Regions from separate parts of the Mus musculus genome. Here region 1 is linked to region 2. A link is a loop called in an ENCODE intact Hi-C map of the cell type or tissue named here. Cell type or tissue: heart. All regions are shown on one strand. Each heading gives the region's core, and the rest is flanking DNA. Links, peaks and the distances in the headings are about the cores only.

Region 1 (10,466 bases), core at 3,797-6,296, 67 kb before region 2:
TCTGAACTCCCACAGAACGACCCTGGCTGTGTCTGGGCCCTGGGCATCTCTCTGTAGCTAAGGACCCTCTGTCCAAGGCTAAGGCATTATCTGAACCAATCCCTTCCAGGCCCCCTTCATCCTTCCTGGTATTCCAGACTGTCCAGAGTCACCAGAGGGTTTCCTATAACTATCAGCATTCAAGCTGTAGCTGGTCTGTGTGGGTGGGTCGGCGGGGCCCACTCAGCGTGTGCCAGGACCAGGATGCAGCCAGAGATACAATCACTGCCCATTGGTATGCACTGAAATTACAAATGGTGAGGGAGGAAGGAAGGAAAGAAGGAAGGAAGGAAGGAAGGAAGGAAGGAAGGAAGGAAGGAAGGAAGGAAGGGACAACCCTACCTCATCTTAAATAGTGAAGTCCTCAGACCTCCCAATCAGATCCACAGTCCAGGTTCTCAGGCCAGAATCACCTAAGCCACCCCATGCCAAGGTGGGAGTGCAAGGTCAGGCCCAGGAGGCCTGAAGAGGTCTGCAGCCCCTCCTGAGAGCCTGGCCCTGCTGGGTCTATGTTCTCCAGTTTCTCTGCCTCTGCTTCAGCAACAGCGAGCCTCACTAAATCCATCTGCCATCTCTCCTTCCCACCTCCCCTGCAGGGAGGCTATGCAGCTTACAGATATGCTCAGCCAGCAGCCGCCACCGCAGCAGCCTACAGTGACAGGTAAGGCTAAGAGCAGCAGGCTACACGGGGGTTGTGGTGGGCTTTGGAGGGTGAGTCCAGGCAGACAGGAAGCCCACACAGGACCTGTGGATGCCTGTGTCTGGCGAGAGCAGGGTCTGGAAGGGAAACTAATCCAGACTGAGCTCAAAGAGCCACGAGCCCGTGAGCCCCTGATTGGTCACTTCCTTCTAGCTCAGGGAGCAGCTAACACCTGATTCTCAAGAGAGGTTTAACAATTCTCAGGTCCCCTTACAAGGAAAGCAATTGGGCACCTCCATTTGGCCTCTGGAGAAGGTCCAGTTTATGTATCTGGGAGCACCCAGCCGTTCCTCCACCCAGCTGTGAACGTGCCCAGAACTAGATCTGTGCCGGCTTGCTTTGTTCAGGAGCCAGTCCTCGATGGAGGCTGAGCCTAGTGCCTTTAGCTTCAGAGTTCCTGTTTGGGCCATATCTGCCTACGGAAGCTGTCACACTTGTCCAAGTGCCCTGGTAGCCTGGGAGCTGTTAGAGCCCTCCAGTAGTTGGTGGGACCTTCCAAACCATGCCCTCCTACAGTTTGTTACGCCACCTCATAAAATGTACAAGGCATGCACGACCCAGGCCTGTCCTCTAAGAACTTGTCACAGCACAGATTAAGTGAGCAGAGAAGGTCACCTGGAACAGAGTGCCAACTCTTGGGTCATAATGTTCCTGGTCCCCACCTCCATCTCTCTCTCCTTTCAAACATTTTCCCCAGCTCTTAGCCCAAGGTCTTGCTGGGGGCAGAGTCAAACAAACTTGCTAAGAACGCCAGTCCCTCCCCGTGTCACCAAGCAGAACACATTGCCCTCCTAACGAAGGGGTAGTCTGCTAAGTCTTCCTTCTAAACAGGAAGGAAGGTCAGGCAACTGAGAGGATCTCATGGGGGAGGAGGCTGGTCTGGGAAGGCTGGTCAGCTGGTTCCTGCCTCAGCGGCTCCTCTCCCGAACCCCCTCCCCGCTCTTCCCTAGTTATGGTAGAGTCTATGCCGCTGCTGATCCTTACCATCACACCATCGGCCCCACAGCAACCTACAGCATCGGAACCATGGTAAGAAGAGCTGCCAGGAATGAGGAGAAGATCCATCCTGTAATGGGCGGGGTGAGGCTGCAGGGAGAGGCTGAGACCTCTAGCCAGTGCCTAGTTCTAGAGACTTGGAAAGAACTATTGAGAGGGAGGGACCAACCCTCCACAATGACCACACCTCTACAAAGCATAATGACCACGGTCCTGTCAAGGCTCCTCCATTCCCAGTATCAGGAAAGCAAAGGAAATCAGTCATAGCCTTTCCTCCCGGCAGGGCCTGGCAGTTTGGGCAGATGTAACCCATTCCTCCTGGTGAAGTGCCTGAGGTTAACCCCTCAAGGTTCCATTCTCACTTGGCAGGGGACTAAAATACAGGAACTCTCTCTCTCACCAAACTCTCTTCCCAGCCTGCCCTGGGACACTGAGGATATGGCCCCCAGCAGGGTGGGGAGTTGGTGGGTTGGTGTGTCTGTGTGTGTGTGTGTGTGTGTATATGTGTGTGTGCCCAGACGTAAACACAGCCCAGCCCCTCTGTGCCCCAGTCTGTGTCCAGTGAACACCTACTTCCTGTGCCGCCTACATTCCCAGGGATGTTGTGTGTTTTTAGCTTGGCATCCAGCATCAAAGATGAAAACATTGGGGGAGGGGGGACATAAAGAGAGAGAGGGTGGATGGAGAGGCAGCATGGATTTTTTTTTTCTACCTCCCTTGGAATTTTTGTCTTTGTTGATTTTTAAAAAGGCCCAGTCGTCCTGAGCAGGCCTATAGGGTCTCTAGCGATACAGGATACAGCCATACAGGAAGAGACCAGGGACCGGGCCCTGAAGACCCAGATGGCCTGCAGAGCTCAGCCTCCAGACAGCTGCTAGCTGAACGCTGCCGCTGGCTCCCAGGCCCTCTTGTTTCCCATTTATTTCATTTTTAATGCTTTGGGGGCTTTCTCCAACTTTTCCCTCCTGTATTTGCTATTTTTCCCCCATTTCCTGCAAAACCTGGGGCTGTGGGTGGATGGGAGACTCCACAGAAACCTCTCTGGCAGAACACAGAGCGAACCTAGGAAGCCCTGGGAGGCTCAGATGCAGGGCAGGAGCTGTGCCGAGCAGCTGTGCCTCTCAGGCTTTAGTGACTCCAGAGCTTCGGTCTAGGAACCCTGTCAGGATGGTCCTGACTTACCCCGCAGGCGTGAAGAGATCACACATTTAGATGCCCTCCACCAGAGGGCACGGTGGGCTCAACAGAAGTCCCAAGAAGTGGCACAGAGACAGTATAAAAGTCTGCAAGAAAGGAGTATCCCTCCCAGCCCCCAGACCACCACCACAGAGGGACTAGGCCCTTGGGTTGCCATGACAACCTGAAGCCCACTCTTCCCAAAGAAATACCTACCGTTGGGGGAAAGAAATCGGGATTTAGCTATTTCTTTTTCTTTCTTTCTTTCTTTTTCTTTCTTTTTTCCTTATTTTTTTTTCTTTTTGATTTTTTCCTCCCGATGCCAAAAGCTGGTACTGATTGGCTGTTTTTCATCTTTGATGTTGCAGGCTAGCCTCTGCCGAGGAGGGTACAGCCGCTTCACCCCCTACTAGCAAGAGACCCCCTCACAGCATTCACACTACAGCTTATTCCAAACCAAACCCTACAGTCCCAACACCAGGCACAACCGCCCGGAGGACAGTGCGCCCCTCCCAGTCAGCGACCAGCGAGCTGACTCTCTGCGACTCTAAAGTCCATAGATTTTTACCTCCAGCCAGCTGGTCTCCCCACCCCACCCATGCTGGTGTGTGTGTCTCTGACCCTGGTTTTCCTGTATGTCTGAACCTTGGTTTCCTATCTTGACGTTGTTGTACGAGCCACTCCAGGTACGGTATGCATACAGCGGGAGCCAGGCCAGGGGGACGGCAAGGTGCCCTGCCAGGGCCATGCCCATGCCTCAGGGCACCACGGCCCCTCAGGGCTCCAGAAGTGCCAGGCCAAGCCTCCCTCAGAGCCACCTCAGTCAGCTCCGGCAGGTCTGGCCATCCCGGGTTTGCTGGCTGACAGAGGAGTTCCAGGCCTAGTCAGTGGGGTCCTCCCAGTGGGAGGGACTTCCACCCACCTTTCACAGAGACTGTCAAGAGTAACTGCATGCCCTCTCTGGACTTCCACTCAGCCGAAGTTATCGTTTCTATTAAAGTTTACTAACCATCTTCCTGTCCAAGTAGTCACAGCACACTGTTCTGTGTGCAATACTGCCGTGGCCACCCTGGCTCTGGGATTCCTTACAGACACGGAAATGTCCCTGCCCCAAGGTTACCCTGTATTGCCTGTGGACCTAGAGACCCTCCCTGAGCCTGACCACCCTCAGGCTCCTGGAGCTGATGGCTCTGGGACCATTTGTTCTTGACCTACAGAGCCACCCCACCCATCCCCTTTTGTAGCGGTCCATACCAGGAAAGGCCAGGGTTCCAGTAGTCAGGCCTGGGACACAGTATCACCTTCCTTCCTCTGGTCTCCCTGCAGCCACCCAAGCCTCAGTTAGCATGTGTGTGCCTCTGTGGCCTGTGGGGACCCACCTAGCTCCACTGCCTAGAGTCCCTGAAGTCAGGCTGAAAGCCTAGAGAACTAGCAGATGTTAATCCCTCCACTCTGGGGGTTCAGGGCCACAAAGTGACCAAAGCTGTAAGTCCCATCAAACCCCATCTCCTCCACCATACACCATGCCCGCTACCCACTCTGAGCCCTGCCCATTGCTATGAGATGGTCTACTCTAGGTCTAGCTTGTGGTGTGGTCCCAGAAGCTGTGGTGGGGGTATGGGTAGGATTGGGGGGGTGTGTGGCCTCAGGGCAGGTTTAGGGGAAGTGTGGCTTCAGGTCGGACCCCAGACCACAAGCACGGTGGCCCTGCATGCTGCAGCCGACGCTCGGAAACCGCAAGCCCTCATTTCTGTTTCTGTTGTAGTGAAACCTTCCACCGTCTCCTTCTCGGACCATGAAGGGCAAAAACAAAAAAACAAAAAAAATCACAAAACAAAAAACAAAACAAAAAAAGATGTTAAGATCCAAGCAACAACAGCAACAACAACAAATACCAACCAAACCAAGAGGCATCCAACCAAGTCCAAGTCCACGTCTGGCGTACACCCGCATCGAGGGAGCTCGTCCCCCAGGGGGCGCCGGAGAGTGGCTTTGCCTGGCTGGCGGTGTAGTGGGGACGCGGCCAGACACTGGGGAAGACCTGGAGGGGGAACGTGGCCAGTGGGTGTGGGGCGGGGGGCTCCGGTATCTATCCAGTCTTCCTTTCCCACCCTGCTCCCCAGACAGGGGGTTCCTAGGGTGGACCAGGCCCCTGAGAAGGAGCGGCCAGCTGACTTGGGCTATTGCCTGCTGAGCCCTGAAGGGGCTGGAGCAGTTAGGGGCCAGCGGCTTATCACTCATCCCAGGTCTGCAGCCTGGCCTCATTGAATGTTGCTGCCAGTGCCGTCAGCTATCCAACCAGCCGCCCTGGGTTCCAACTCCCAATGCAAAGGGCTGACACGGCTCCAGAACTCTGGGGCACCCCATGCTCCGCTCCCCTATGTGAGAAAGCTTCCGGCTACAAAGAACAAAGAAAGCCCAGCCAGCGAGGACCCAGTCCTCACGCTGTGAACGTGGACAGGTGGGCCCTCGGGCACAGGGTTGTTTGTCGTGGCAGCCTCCCTGAAGGAGGCTCCGTGGGCTTGAAGGCCAGCCTCAGCTGTCTTCTAGGACCCAGCCCTCCTTTCCACTCCCTTCTGTAGGCTCCGTTCTGCTGGGGAGTGGGGATTGAGACGGGCCAGCCCTGGGCTGCACCTAGATGTTGGGAGTCAAGGTGCTGTGGGTCTGGAGGGCCGCAGTCAGAACAGGACCCATGGGAAAGGCAAGGGATGGGGAAGGTCTGGGCTGGCCCTGCCACGGGGAAGGCCGGCTGGGCTGCAGCCCGTTTGCTCCCTGGGCAGGTAAAGTGTGGGAGTCACGGGAAAGCAGCAGGCCCAGTGGATGGAACAGGGAAGAGGTATCAAGAAGCCCCTGGGCAAGGCAGGGATAGGTGGAGTAGGGTTAACAGCAAAAAAGAAAAAAAAAAAAAAATTAACAGAAACCAAGGCTCCCGACGCGGCACCACTGTCTCATGACACCTCAAAATAAATCACCTCACTTTCTATCCAGCATCAGCCACAGAAGCTATGGAAACGGAACCCTCCTTTTCTATTCCTGATGTACATAGCCCCGCGCCTGCCTCTGGCTCTGTCCTCTGTACGGAGCCCCTTGCCTTCTGCTGTTTCGGACCCTTTTCCCGCAGCCCCTCCCAGGACTGCAGCCGAGCCCCAGGCTTCCTTTCTTACCATTCTGTATGCTTCCACGGTGTGACCATTCAAATTAACAGTATTATTATTAAGATTAATAAAGATTTCTTTCTTCAAACCAGGAAAGCTCTTTCCGATTTAGCGGCTCCCGACACAGAGGGGTGATGGGGCACCCAAGGAATGGGATTCAGGGCCCAGCCCTTAGATAGGCAGGTTTTTTTCCTCTCAGGAGGTAATGGGGAGACTGTACACCAAATAAATAGGGCAAATAAATGAGGGAATTCTGAGCCCCTTATTCAAGTTGGCCTGGTGCACCCCAGCCTAAGACAGGCTAGTGGAACAGAATGTCCCTGTGGCTTCTGCGACAAGTCACACCTAAAGAAGCAGAGGCATGCTGGACATTCCATAGCCATGGTGTTCAGGGAGGGAGGCCACTGTGGTGTGGATGCCTTGAGCTGTGTGACCCTACACTCATTTCAAGGTGACCACTGCAACACCAGCTTCTTGCGTCCCGGGACAGTGAGACAGACAAGGACACTCCTTCTGATGGAATCAGGAAAGAGGGAGGGAGGGAGAGGAACTGGGAGGAAAGGGCTGAGGTCTGCACGGGGTCCAGACGCAGAGTCCAACCCCAAGGCTTCAGAGCTGGATCACACAAGACTCAACATCTCATTTTTCACATTGGATAATTTATTTCTGAGCGATTATATCCACCAGAGGGGCCTAGGCTTAAATGCCGGCAGATTAATTTTCCTGCGCAGGAGCCAGCGTTGCCGGGACTGGGGGCCGTGCTCCTGGGAAGTGAGGTTGCGCTGCTCTACCTCACGCCGTGGCTCCGCTAAGCCCCCTTCCTTCTAATTGCTTGCTCACCAGACTGTGAGGGAATAATTGCCACTATAAATTTTCTCTCCTTCTCTGCATAAAATATTTGAAGGAACCAGCACTTTTAAAAGCATACTCTGTACCACGGGGAAGCAGGGCATTCAGAAATTGCTGCCCTGCCCAGAGCCAGCCAGCCACTCTGCTCCCCACAGATTCCACTCCAGTCACACAGAACCCTGGCTGGGCATGGGTGAGCCAAGGCTCCCGGGGCAGATTCTGGACGACAAACCAGAGGGAGGCCAGCACAGCTCCAGGTACTCTCCCTACCCCAATCCCGTACAAGGTTGGCAGAGCCATGCCAGAGTACAGTAGTAGCCTGGGCTTTACCAGAGGCCCTGCCCTGCACCCTGTCTATGTGAGAGCTGGTAGAACCACATGGAACAGTGCAGAATTTCCCAATCTCAGGTTCTAGGTCCTCACCCTTATACTTCACTCAAGAGGAACAGGGTGCCCAGGAAATTAAGGAAGATGGGGGTGACAGGGCAGCGCTCAGCCCATGCAGGCAGGAGCCTCTCTCCTTGCCCCACACTCAGGAATCTGAGGAAACCCCATCCATTCAGTCCCTACACCATGGAAGATGGCAACAGGCTGCTCTGCCATCTTGCGGCCTCTCCCCATACTACAGCATGAGGGCCACAGGTCAGACCACAGAGCTGTGTCAAAGAGGGTCACATTTGGAACACAGAAAGGATGAGAGTTCCACTGTGCCCTGAGCACGAAGCACTGGGAGAGGCGGGGGGAAAGTGGTGGGGTCATCACCCAGGTTGCAGTCACACAGCAGGAAGTTCCCACGCAGCCTAGTGTCAACAGGGCTTCGGTACAGCTAAGGATGCCACTGTACCTGGAAGCAGGCGGGGCTCACCTGCCTCTTGAGGGACATGAGATGGTGGTTAGCACCCTCATATCACACAGGTGAGGAATTTGGGCTTCTCTGGGACATTCAGCTGCCAGAGCCACCATCCATACAGTTAGTCTGAAGTGTGACATGTGACTGGCCCACCTTATACAGGTGGGGGTGTGGTGCCAGGAGCCACCTGATGGTGCTCCTGGTCCTGGGGAGCACCACTCCAGCTACTCCGTGAGCAACCCTGACTCCCACTCCTCCCCTGACTATCCTCTCAGTCTTCAGGGATCCTTACTGCCTGCCACCCGTGCCGTTTGCCTCTGATTGTCAAAGCTACAGGATAAATGGCCGCCATTCTCAAAAGAAGCACCTTTTCAGCCTCGGAGAAACAGCCTTTATGGAATTTTCCGGAAGAAACCTCAAACTTTCTCCTCCTTCCTTGAGAACCACATCCCACGGAGAGCACTGTGGAAGGGGAACTCGCCTAGCACCCGTGGGGCACAGCTTCCTGAGTCACAGCCAGAACCTGGAGACCTCATCTCCTGGGGATCCGGCTGTCCTCGGCAGTCCACGCAGCCTTGGGCGGCTGGCCAAGAGGAAACCTCGAGTCTTGAGGTGGGCGAGGAGACGCTGTGCTCTGGAGCGGGCTCACTGAGGGACCGAGAAGAGCAGGACCGCCTTTCCCCACTCAGCCTGGGGCACCAGGAAACCCTCCCTGGGGACAGGCTCCACCAGGAACTCCACACGACCATCCTGCCCAAATCCAGCAGCCTCCACAGCCAAGTCCACCACACGGTACTGGTTGGCGAAAGCCAGGCCCAGGAACGTGGGCTTCTCTGTCTCTGGGGACTCTGCCACAGAGCTGCTGCTTCCTGTCCGTTTCCAGCAGTGAATGCGGAAGCAGCGGGCTCGGAGCAGCAGGTAGGACCAGTGCAGGGTGCAGCTGAGGAGGAGCCGGGTAGGGAGGCCCTCAGACCCGGTGATCAGAGGAAGCCATCGTATCTGAGAAATGGTGACATTCTGCACCCGGGGCAGAGGGGCCAGAAGGCTGCTGGCATCAACCACCTGGTAAGAGAGAGAAGGTTCACCTGGCTGGGTGCCCAGGGATAAAGGACATCCCCTCACACCTACTCCTCAGTGCTCCATCTATCCCTCTTCCACCCAGTCCTCCCTAGGGGCCCAGACACCCTCCCATCCATCCTTTCTCCCACATACATACCTGGATCTCTCCAAGGCGACAAATGAAGCTCTCCTCCTCCCGGCTGCCTGGCGGCCGTGAGAAGCTCACCAAGAGGTCCTGGAGCAGGCACCCACGAAGGTTTACCTCATAGCAGCTGAAAGAGCACCCAGGCTGCTCACAAGCTGGCTGGGCGAGGGCCCTAGCCACAGCATGAAGGGGAAGCATCCCAGGGGTACCCCAGGTCACAGGGCCCAGGATTACAGCAGGTGCCTGCAAGGAGTGTCCTTGTCTCACTCTTACCAAACCCTGGAGGGTCAAACCCAGGCCTCCCCTGCTCTCTCTTCTAGGATTTCTCAGTGCAGACTCTAAGTTCCCCGATATGTGCTCAATGCCTTATGGGACTTGCCAGGAGAGGGACTCACCGTTGAATCCAGCCCCCACTGAGCTGCTGGCCACAACTGCTGGCCCATCTGGCCAGCCTGGTGGGGGGTACCCGGAGGGGTCTGGGGCTGTGCCGTGAGCCAGTTTCTGCTGGAAGACATGGGCTTCAGAAAGGAGAATCCCACAGGAAAACCCAAGAGGGGCAGGATGTGGCAGGGAAGGATGTCTACGTAAGACACCTATGGGGCAGTGGGAGGCGGGGTGTCTAGGTAAGACTCTTGGCTGGGCAGTGATGGGGTGGGTGTCTAGGTAAGATCCCTGGTGGAACAGACTCTTGGGCACCACGGAGAAAAAGCTTTGGAGGACTAGTGGGGGTGCATGTATTTTACTGGCTAGATTCACTCATCTTGGCTTCTCCCAACTTGCCATCTCCATAACCTTTTAATGTGAACACCTCAGTGTCCCAGAGAGGAGGAGACCTGCACCCAACCTGCCCAGAAGACCACGCCGCTTAGCAGGGTCACAGAGGACAGCTTAGGCTTAGCAAGTCTCTATATGCAGGTAATAACCACAAACTACAGATTGCACCCAAGGTGGGACCTGCCCAGACCTGCCCATAGCAGCCCTGCCCACAGCAGCTCCACCCAGAGCCAGCCACCTCTCTTCCATGAAGTCGCCCAGCCTCTCACCATTTAACACCAACATGCCACCCACATGACAGCTGCTGGCATCCCCTGTTGTGAGCTCCAAAGCCACCTGGACATCTGTTGAGCCTTCAAACTTGTACACCATGGACAGGAAAACCTTGGGTGGCACTGGGATGTGCAGAGAGAACAGCCTGGGGGAGGGGAACTTGATGAGAGGTGGAAGAGGTCCTCGCTGAGCCCTTCCCTGCCTGGCTCCGAGTGGGGTGATGAAAACCGCATACTTGGCCCTGCTGGGGCTTGGCCGTTTCTATGGCTAGACTGCTGTAGACTGGAAGGTCCTGGTTCTAATTTCTTCCCGGGCACCATCTAAGGCAGCCGTATGCCAGGAAGTACTACTCAGTGGGCGGCCTCAGACTCCTGCCTGGCACTACACTCAGCTGTCACAGCTGGGTAACACTTCAGAAAGCTACAGGGGCACTGTGCAGTGTGTTTTGCC
Region 2 (10,466 bases), core at 4,302-6,801:
TTAGAAGAAGGGGCCAGAGTCCACACTTCCTGTTCAGTGTTGGGGTTCCAGCTGACCACTGACAGATGGGACAGACCTGATCCTAGCTGTCCCAGGTGATACGGACAGGCATGGGGTGGCACAAGCTGGGAACAGAGCTGCTCTTTCTCCTTCCACACCCTCTAAAGAGCATCCGGGTAAAAGAGAGACACCCCACAAAACAGTGGAAGAATGCATAGTTGGTCCTGTCAGCATCCTACCCGCTAAAGAGCCCGCCCCCTGCACGCTCCAGGGAGCCCCAACAAGCTGCCTCTCTGCACAGCCAATCTGTGCAGGGGGAATTAGCAAGAATAACTCAATGCTGTCCCCAAAACTTCTGCCCTGCTCTGTCTGCCCCTTTGCTGTAAGTCCACATCACATCTCACTCCAGAGAAAGCGTCTACTCAGTCACGCCTGGGCACCCAGATGAAGCCACGAAGACGGAGCTCAGAGGCATGGGAGTCCTTCCCGGTCTGTCCAAGCCACCTACCTCCTTCCAGCTGAGCCGGCTGTGCAATGAAATCCTCCAGCCTCTCAGGGCTCTCGGGGAGGCGTCTCTTAGAGCATCTCCCAGGGGCTGAGCCTTCTAGGCTAGGTCAGGAGGGGAAGCACAGACGTGTCAAAGCAGAGAGAGAGAGAGGGAGGGAGGGAGAGAGAGAGAGAGAGAGAGAGAGAGAGAGAGAGAGAGAGAGAGAGAGAGAGAGAGAGAGAGAGAGAGAGAGCCCGAGGGAGAAAAAAGTCCCCCAGGGGGAAACACTTAAGGAGGAGGAAAGGGGGAGGTGCAAGGCACAGCAGTCCCAACACCTTTATCTCCTCAGCTGCCTCCAAGGTCTCTTTGGCCAGAAACGGAAACGTGGTTTCTCTCAGAAGTAGAGGAAGAGAGGAAGAAAGAGGGACCAATACAAAGCGCCAACCCCAGCCAGATGTGAGTTGTGGAGGAGCCTAGACCGCTCCTAGTGCTTTCTATCCAAACAGCAGCCGCCAAGAATTAACTGTGTGTGTGCCCGGCTGGCTGGCTGGCTGACTGGCTGTCCCTACTTCTGGACGCCCCAGGGAGCTGGCACAGGCTAGAAGGGGATGGAGGTGGACGCTTCTGTTTATCTAGAGGTCTTTCCAGATGTGAAGGTGGCTGTGAGCCCAGGACGAGGATATTCCATGCAGGACAGAGACCTGCAAAAAGGCAGAGAATCTCAATTGGTGGTAGGAGCATTGATTTAGGTGTGTGAGTCCCAGCAGTGGTCCCATCTGAGACCCTTGCCATCAGGGCTACTTGTACTCCAGGGACCGAGGGTAAATTTGGTATCCATGATTCCTTTGTAGCAAAATGGCAGGTTGTGTGTTCATGCAAGTATGTATTGGAAGGGGATCACTCAGTTGCTAAGAGTCTAGAGAACCCTATGAGGCAAAGGTGGGCAGGCAGCATCTGGAGGGTCCAGGTCCTCCAGTGAAGCCCTGGAGTGTGGTGCTGGGCCAGCACTCTGCTCTGGACATTCCTTAATCTTACACACATGCCCTCGTGAGTCTCCTCCTGTGGGGATCATGTCCCAGGCTTCTACAGATCAGTCCCTCCTAGCCTCCATCCCCAAACACTGAGTCAGAAAGCTTGCTCTGGGATCTTATTACAACTCTAAAAGAGAGAGGATCTGAACTGAGATATGAAACTACCCTGGTGACATCAGACTCTGAGAGCGCCTTCTCCCTCCCCCTCCCTCTCCCCCTCTCTCCCCCCTTCTCCCCCTCTTCCTCTCCCCTTTCTTTTCTCCTCCCTCTCCCCCTTTCTCCCTCCTCCCTCTTTCTCTCCCCCCATCTCCCCCCCTTCTCCCTTCCCCTTCTCTCCCTCTCTCCATTTTTCTCCCTTTACCCCTTCCTCTCTCCTCTTTTTCTCCCTCCCTCTTTCCTTCCCCTCTCTGCCTCCCCTCCCCACCCTTCCTCCCCCTCCCACCCCTCCTTTCCTCCCTCCTCTCTCTAGGCAGGAGATGCTGGTTTGGGATAGCCCAGGCAAAACAAACAGGCTGCACTTTTCTACTCTTTGCTGTGCCAGCATAAAGAAGGGCCAACAGAATCGAAAGGGGAAGAGAAGGGGTGCAAGCCAGTGCCCCCATCATCTCCTCCCAAGGCTGGGCATAGAAAGGCAGACGTCAAATCCCAGAATGGCCCAGGATGGAAGGAGAAGAGGGAGGATTTGACGTCAGGCAGAAGTCTGTGAATTCCCACAGGCTTCTCCAGAAATTCCAAATCCAAGTGCCAACTCATGAGAAGGAAAGACATTGCTGGCCCTCTGGTACCCGGCGGAGCACTTAAGGACGCCTTCAAGAATACATAGATGTGTTCCACCAGAGATGTGGCCAGCCCCAACCTAGCAGCCCTGAGGAGAGTTCCTGTTGCTTGGCAAATATCTAAGACTGAGCAAATTGCATCCTTGGTTATCTATATAGGAAAAGGCAAAGACAAGATTCCCCTCATTCCTGTAAGTGACATGCCGCTTCCCACCCAGCACATGGACCCAGCCTGTCCCTTGTCTCTCTGTCCCCAACATCTTTCACAGTAGAGATGCCAGGGAGAGCAGGCAGCAGAAGCAAGAGGGACCCTTAACCCCACACCCCCTGTCCAGGGCTGCTGCAGGGTCAACAAAGAGTCTTGGAAATCTTGTGAGGAGAGAATGCAGCATTGCTTTTTATCATGGTCCCACCCAGAAGACTCAGCTTAGTGAAAACCTGGCTCAGAGCAGTACAGCAGGATTCATACAGTTGGGCATGTGACTCAGGAGAGGGACACACACACCCAAGATGGATTTAGGATGGAGGTTGGGAAAGCAGCACTCTCTAATGTAATTCTGAGATGCCAACCTGGGGGTCAAAAGCAGAAGAAAGGTTTAGAGATTCACCAGATGATGGTCAACTCCGCAGCTGGCTCATTCCAACAGGAAGTTCTGCATCCACCCAACTGGTTTCCAAACTCACAGGATTGGTGCCTCATGGACAAAGCCAAGCTGGACTCGGTGTCTCTAATCTGGAATCAACTGGGCCAGATGAACCAGAGTGAGATGGAGATTTCCCAGAAAGCGGCTAATGCAGGGGACCTGGAGCAGCCCTGACCATTCTTCAGGGCAATACATGAAGGTCATGTGGTTTCAGGACAGTTCAAGTCACATTGTACTATTAAGTTTATGTCAAACTCGGGGAGACCAAGACTTCAGGTTGTTTTGTATTTGGGAGATTTGGGGTGGGGTTTGGTTAGCTCGCTTCTGTTTTTAGTTTCTGGTTTCCTTTTGCAGTTGCATGTATTAACCAGGTATGCTGGTACATGCATTCAATTCCAGCCCTTAAGAGGCAGAGATAGATGGAACCCTGTGAGTTTGAGGCCAACCTGGTTTATTTAGCAAATTCAAGACCAGCCAGAGATACACAGTTAGACACTGTCTCAATAAGTAATCAAACAAACAGAATTACCGTGTGTGTGTGTGTGTGTGTGTGTGTGTGTGTGTGCCATCTCCCCATTCTTCTTTCTGATTTTTCCTCTGTGGCAGAGCCTCAGTAACCCAGTAACCCAGGCTGGCTCTCAGCTAATACCAATCCTTCTGACCCATCCTCCCAATTGCTGGGGTTAGATATGTGCACCACCATCCCTGGTGTGTTTGGGGAATTTTGGATAAGCAACCATGACTCGAAGCTTCTCACATGGTTAATAAAAGGGTTTAGGTACATAGGACATGTTACGATATCAATAAGTACTAGTATAACCTTCCTGCTTCCAGACTCTTAGGCCGAGCCCCCACATCTCCCAAGAGACTTAATTGGGACATGTTTATTTTCTTTGAGGTAGAGACTGGGAGAGGAGCAGCTTGATACTAAACACAGCAAAGGGAGCCTTGGGCACGACCCATGGTGCCTGAGTCAGAAGGCTCGGAGGCATGGAGAATTCTACAGGATGGGATTAGGAATGGAGTGTGTCTGAGAGGTGTCATCCCTCACCAACCACAACCCGATCTAGCAGGCAAACAGCCAAAGAGACTCACAAGGGCCAGGTCGAAAAGGCTAAGGAGTAAGAGAATTTATGTGTCACTGAGCTGGACAGCTGTCAGGCCCTAAAACCCTTTGTCGTCAATTTCATTTCTGCTTTGAAACTGTAAGAAAGACAGGAAATTCAGCAAGGCGGAGAATGCTTTGCAGATCTCCCGGTCTCCTTCCATCACTGCCACAAGCACCCCAAGCGGCCAGAACCTGAATGTTTCCCACTTAGCTCAAGCTGTCCCTCTGGGGCTCAGGCAAGGGTCATGGCGAAGCAAAACATAACAAATGAAGCCCAAGATGACTCAGAGCCCGGGTCAGTGGAGCCTGGGTCAGCAGAGCCTAGATCAGCACAGCCTGGGTCAGAGGTCATCATCCTGAGAACATGGGACAGATGTCAAGACCAAGCGCCGCTCCAGGGTCTCCCTGTCAAGTTCCAAAGTAAGCTATGTCTGCCCCAAATTCCCTAGCTACTGCACCTACACAAGGGTGTCTGGGCCAAGCAACAAAGGCTTCCTCCATATTCCCAACCGGCTCTCTCTCCTCAGACCAGGGCAGCTCCTGGGAGAAGAGCACGAGAGACGGTGGAGCATCCCTCCCTGCAGCCTACCACAGGGGCATGCTCTGCCCCGACATATTGTAGTGCTATATTTATTTGCTTTTGTGTATATATGTGTGTATGTGGTGTATCTGTTTGATGTTTTTTGGTCTGTGTGTGTGAGTGTGTGTGTGTGTGTGTGTGTGTGTGTGTGCATGTGTGTGCATGTGTGTGTGTGCGCGTGTGTGCGTGTTGGTCACTCCTCACCCGATTACCTTTGAGATCTCCATCCCCAAGCTTGTCCAGCAGGTGCTCTTGCACCCTGCTGAGGCGTCTCCCCAGTCCCGGCTGGGCAATTCTTTCCTTCTCCCTGGTGACATCATTCCTGCTGCTGTTCTCTGGTTTGGGGAAAGGGCTGTGAGACCTGGGCTGCTGTAGAGAGACACTGGGTCCCCAGTGAGCACAGCATGTCATTAGCAGCCCCATGTCTTCTCCCACTGGGGCCCTAACATTCTGCCAAGCCGGCTATTCTGGGCTCGTCTGCCCGGCTATCCCACAGGCAAAGGCTGGCTTTGCAAACTTTTGAATTCCATTCTGCAGGCAGGCTTCCATGGGTGGTGCTCCACTGCCAAGAGGGGGATGGGGGAACCGCTCAGAGATCCACAGAAGTTGCTGAAACGGGAAAGGAAACCTGGCATCCAGACTAGTCCTGGCCACGGGCCCGAGCTCATGGCTCCTGTCGGGCGCTGCCTGTTTTCTGGGAGGCCTAGGCAGGTGGAGCTCAGGATTGGCAGCTTAAGGGCTGGTACAGGACCTCACAGCTGGAAGGAAAGAAATGTAAGTAAGGACTGTCCCTCTGCAAGGTCAGCACACTCGGGCCGTGGCCGTTCACGCGCCTCTTGATGTTCATTCAGCCATTTAACCTCCCCGTGCCTCAGTTTCTCTGTCTCTACTAGCTCCCTCCGTTTTGGTAAAACATGTCAGTTCACACAGAGGCTTGAAACGACCCTGATGTAATTATCTTAACCTGATAAATAAAGTGACATCGCCCCCTGGTGGAAGGCACAGTCCTAAGCGCTTAACTAGGAGGAGCTGTGAGAGATTGAAAGAAGGGATGGCCAGAGTGACAACCGACCATTATACAGAGCAACAGGAACAAAGTGTGCTGAAAGGCTGTGTGTAAGGGGCAGAGGAAGCCCTGATTGAGTGGAGGCCTGAGTGGAGGTGTACTGTTGACATGGGCATGGCTGTCAGGGACCCCAAGGCCCAGACCCATCCTGACGTCCAAGTGCAAGTGTTTGACAAGTGCATACAGAAACTAGCAGCCGCTGCTTCCTTCTGCAGAGACGGCTGGCCTACAGACTCCTCCCACAGAGACTAGGTAACGTGTCCCTGTGCTGTAGCTAACAAACATACTTGAGGTCCTGGCTTGATGTAGTTATTGATTCCATTCCATCTGAGTGCACACAGCACACGAGCTTTTCTGTATGTGTGTCTGTGTCTGTCCTTTCTTCATGTCCTCACTACCTCTAGTCCAAGGTGTTCTGAATGTGGCAGAGATGCTGGGGCACAGACCATGATACCTCAAGGAATGGTGTGAAGTCCTCCGGGCTGAATGAGGAGCGACGGAGAGACCCTTAGAAGCAAAACCTCTCTCAACCTTCTTCAGCTCTCCTGTCTCTACTCCTCTTTCCCCATAGAAAGTAGAACCCCTGTCCCAGAAATCCTGCCACGAAATCCAGAAACAACATAGAAGCTTTCCCACCTCTCTGTGCAGAAGCTGGCTATCGAAGAAGTTCTCCGACCTACAAAGTACAGAGAGTGAGTGGCTGTTAGGTACTCAGCCTTAGATGGGCGATCTGTTTCAACCGCACTCCACACAAAGCTCAGGGAATTGTGGAAGAGGAGGTGGAGAATGGGAGGAGTGCCGCTGTAAGCTGCTGTCTTCTCGATAGGGCACGACAGTTATGGTTACCCACAGGATCAATCTGGGAAGGTCAGTCGACTTCCCAGCAGGTAGCACTAAGAGGAGGGGGGAGCTGGAAGTGAATATGATCAAGATACATTGTAGACATGTATGACATTGTCAAGCAATGCATAAAACATTCTTTTTTTTTTTAAGGCTTTTTTTTTCTGTAGGACTGAAGAGATAGCCCAGGAGTTACGAGCACTTGCTAAACCTGCAGAGGACCCAGGTTGGATTCCCAGTGCCCACATGGAGACTCACAGCCATCCGTAGTTCGAGTTCCATGGGATCCTACTCCCGCTTCGACCTCCATGCACCAGTCAAGCACACGGTGAATATGCATAAGGGCAAAACAATCAGACACAAAACCAAAGGAAGAAGTTGTTCTTTAAAAATATATATATATTTATTTTATTTACATGAGTACACTGTAACTATCTTCAAACACACCAGAAGGAGGCACTAGATCCCATTACAGATGGTTGTGAGCCACCATGTGGTTGCTAGGAATTGAACTCAGGATCTCTGGAAGAACAGTCAGTGCTCTTAACCACTGAGCCATCTCTCCAGCCCCCAGAAGTCTTTCTTAAAAGAGGAAGTTTACATATTTTTGAAAAGTCTTCTGACCCATCTTGTTTGGTGATATCCCACATGAACTTCAAGCCAGAAGGAGTCTTGTTCCCCACCTGGCCAATGTTGCTGCAAAGGGCCAAGGAGACACCAAGCAAACATTCCTGCCAGTTCCTCCCACTAGATCCTCTCACCAGCCCCCTACCCCCCCCCCGCCACTAAGTCCTCCCAGTGGGTCCTCCCATCAGATCCTCCCATTAGGTCCTCCCACTAGGTCCCCCACTAAATCCTCCCACTAGGTCCCCCACTAAATCCTCCCACTAGATCCTCCCACTAGGTCCTCCCACTAGATCCTCCCACTCATCCTAATCCCATTAGGTCACATTCCTTTTGTCCAATCATGTTTATATATGCAGTTCCTTCTTCATCAAATCCAAGCATTAAAATAATGTTCCCAGGCTAGAGCTGGAGTTCAACTGGTAGAATGTGTGCTGAGCATGCCAAAGCCCTGGGCGCCATCCTCCAGCCATTCACCACACAGACCAGGTGTGATGGTGCACACCTGTAATCCCAGACACTCGGAAGGTTGGAGTATCAGTTCTGGGGTCATCCTCAGATGTATAGCTAGTTTGAAGACAGCTTGAGCCACGTGTTTCCCGGGATTCTCTGGATTTTGAAGGTTCTCATTTCTTAAACAGAGATTTTGTGAATATGATGTGCTATTCTCTCGCTGCCTGCATTTTGTTACTAGAGTGTAGGCTACTCCATGGAGGGTGAGGAAGTTCAGGTACTTTTCCGATCCTGTGGCAGCTATGACAGCGTCTCCCATAATGCAAAGAAGAATGCAGATCTTCTGGCTTTTCTTAGCCATGGAGCCACTGCAGACTGCTGCTCTGGAGGACATGTACTCACTCCTGCATGAACACGTACTTTGGGCCAGTAGGTTTTCTTCTAGGAATTTATCCTAGGTACATTTTATAGTTGTGCTTTAATAACACAAGGATATTCCCTGAAGTATTGTTGAAATGTGAGATTTTAGGTATTCCAAAAGAATGTTTTAGGGTGGAATTAAATAGCTTCCCTATGGTCTTGGGTAGAAGACTGTATATGGTAAAAAACCTCATTGGTCTCCTGACTCTACAGGAGTAATTCTATTCAAGGTCCCTAAAGGTCAGTTGCTGGGTAGTTGCAGGACTGTGTCATTCAACTTCTGAAGCTTGCAACGAGATGATGAGAAAGAAGTGTTGAAGCTGGTAACAAAAGTATCAATGCAACCCAACATCTCCTAAACAGACCTGTGTGCCTATGGAAACATCATTCGGATAAGGTTAGTATTGCACAATAGCAATACGGAAGGGATGGATTTCTTCTTAAAGAGATATTACCATAGCTACAAAAGAATTGCACACCGTCTAAAAGATATGACAGGGCTGAGAAGAAAACTCAGCTGGCAAAGTGATAGACTTGCAAGCACAGAGGTGAATCCACTGCCCAGAAATCATGTTACGAAAATGATGGGTGTGGTGTTGCAATCCTGGTGCAAGGGGTACTAGAGCTTCCTGGGACTCACTGGGGCTCAGTGGCCAGCCAGGCTAGCCTACTCAGCCAGTTCCAGGCCATCCAGAAACCGAGGTTGTCCTCTGGCCTCTAGGGGAACGCAAGTGCACCTGTGAATATATAAACCCACACAGATGCGTGTTCTCTCTCTCTCTCTCTCTCTCTCTCTCTCTCTCTCTCTCTCTCTCTCTCTCTGTGTGTGTGTGTATGTGTGTGTGTGTGTGTGCGCGCGCGCGCGCGCGCGCCCCTGGAACACCGACTCTGCCATCTCTCATAAAGGTTAAGCTGGGCAGAACTGAGCAATGTATTATTTAGAGTTGCACAGCTATGTGTTGTCTGCAAAGGAAGGCTTGAGAAAGATGAGCACAGTATTCGGGACCATGCCTCCCGTTGCAGGTGTAAGGAGAGGAGCTGGGAATTGGAAGGAATACCTAGAGTGCTTTAAAAATCCTACGAGCAATCTGCTATTCCGAGTGGAGAAGCTGTAACAAATAGAAGGTGGCTGATTGGGACTTGGTTTGGTCTGACACGAACATCAGAGAATTCAAGAAAGATGGCCTGCCAACCCAAGCACAGAAGAGGGAACCCAGCACATTTCTATTTTTCACATGTAATTTAGTATATATTCTAACGTTAGTTAGTGTATGTCCCAGAGGACAAAAAGGGGTGGAAGAAAGGGTTGTTTTTCACCGTGTTGGGTTACATATTTTGAATTCGTCCCAACTGTGCATCGGTTACTTCCCAGAAGGCTTTTGGGAGACTCAGGGATGAGGCTGAAGTCAGGAGGCAGGGCTGACTCTCTCCATGGTTGATGAGGGCCTCTTAAAGTCCTTACATGCCACCACTGTCTAGGACTGAGCCGGTATCACACAGCACAGAGCTCAGGGCAAGGCAGGCTGGGAAAAGATGAACCGGGGTCCTCCGTTTGTAAGGGCTATTGACTACAGTCGGCGGCGGGAACACACCACCATCCTCTGGTCCTGCTGTGGAATCTGGTCAGCATTGGCTATGACCAGCTGGAACTGCTCAGAAGAGGGTCTGAGGACTAGGGCGGCAGAGAGGAGTCCTAACTTCTAAACTTCCTGAGACGAAGGTCGGGGGGACCAGGCAAAGAACCCTGAAGCTTAACTGGGGAACGACAGACAACTCCTTTGCTGGATTTCCGCGCCTCAATTACAAGCTCAAGCGAAAAACTACGATTCCCAGCAGCCCGGCGCTCAGTGCGCAGGCGCAGAGCAGAGACTGGGTGGGCGAGTAGAGGAAGACACATAGAGCAAAGGCTGCCGGGAAGACGTGGCTGTAGGCAACCGAGAGTGCGGCGCAGGAAGACACTTAGAGCAGAGGCTGCCGGGAGCGCGCGGCCAGAGTGAGGCGCAGGCGCAGAACAGAGACTGCCGGGAGCGCGCGGCGGGGCGGAAGTGGCCGCCTGCCCTGTCCGGCCCTACGCAGGTAGGCGGCAGCCCGCAGGCTCCGGAGCCAGGCCCTCAGTGGGTGAGTGACGGTGCGCCCGCGGCCGGGTGCCCTCCCTCGCTGTGTTCTGGGGCCTGTTGCCACCCGCATCCGTCCGGCCCGGCCCCAGGCACCTCAAACTCCCCCCCGCAGCTAGGCTGTGACGGGTGCCGGACAGACAGACGTCTTTCCCCCTCTGGCTTGTGTGGGAGACCTCCCCTTTCTGATGAGGGTGCCGTGCTGAAGTAGTGCGAAACTTCTTCCTCTTCTGACTAGCATGCTTCAAATGCCCCTAGCGACAGTACCTTCCCTCCCTCCCTGCCTGGCCTGGGCACGGGCTCTCCAGTTTGGCACTTGATCA

What was found. A loop is a pair of places that touch in the nucleus more often than their neighbours do. Peaks named below come from ENCODE experiments on the same cell type or tissue, not always from the same donor. Only the 100,000 strongest peaks of a DNase experiment are listed, where the experiment ranks them.
Region 1: it touches region 2 in a loop (5-fold over the local background); 5 of 42 quality-filtered maps call a loop at or near these places.

Annotation. Positions count from the first base shown.
Region 1 is chr11:118,485,452-118,495,917 of GRCm38, reverse strand. It overlaps Rbfox3 (RNA binding protein, fox-1 homolog (C. elegans) 3), which reads left to right. Exons shown (of 15, transcript NM_001039167.1): 13 at 636-700; 14 at 1,690-1,768; 15 at 3,280-6,158. The coding sequence ends at 3,324. It overlaps Engase (endo-beta-N-acetylglucosaminidase), which reads right to left. Exons shown (of 14, transcript NM_172573.3): 11 at 10,013-10,161; 12 at 9,365-9,470; 13 at 8,982-9,096; 14 at 6,709-8,827. The coding sequence ends at 8,411. Among named protein-coding and RNA genes, the nearest start is that of Engase, 14 kb to the right of the region's middle. In heart, for the core only: a CTCF peak has its summit at 4,875 (motif pointing right); a DNase peak (open chromatin) is centred at 4,927; H3K4me3 peaks cover 453 bases; H3K27ac peaks cover 323 bases; H3K27me3 peaks cover 1,603 bases.
Region 2 is chr11:118,418,611-118,429,076 of GRCm38, reverse strand. It overlaps Gm35598 (a long non-coding RNA gene), which reads left to right and starts at 716. Exons shown (of 3, transcript XR_880340.2): 1 at 716-943; 2 at 6,264-6,384; 3 at 6,686-6,916. Cant1 (calcium activated nucleotidase 1) reads left to right here and starts at 9,959. Exons shown (of 5, transcript NM_001025617.2): 1 at 9,959-10,147. It overlaps C1qtnf1 (C1q and tumor necrosis factor related protein 1), which reads right to left and starts at 620. Exons shown (of 4, transcript NM_001204129.1): 1 at 509-620. In heart, for the core only: a CTCF peak has its summit at 5,628 (motif pointing left); DNase peaks (open chromatin) are centred at 5,276 and 5,606; H3K4me3 peaks cover 711 bases; H3K27ac peaks cover 1,025 bases.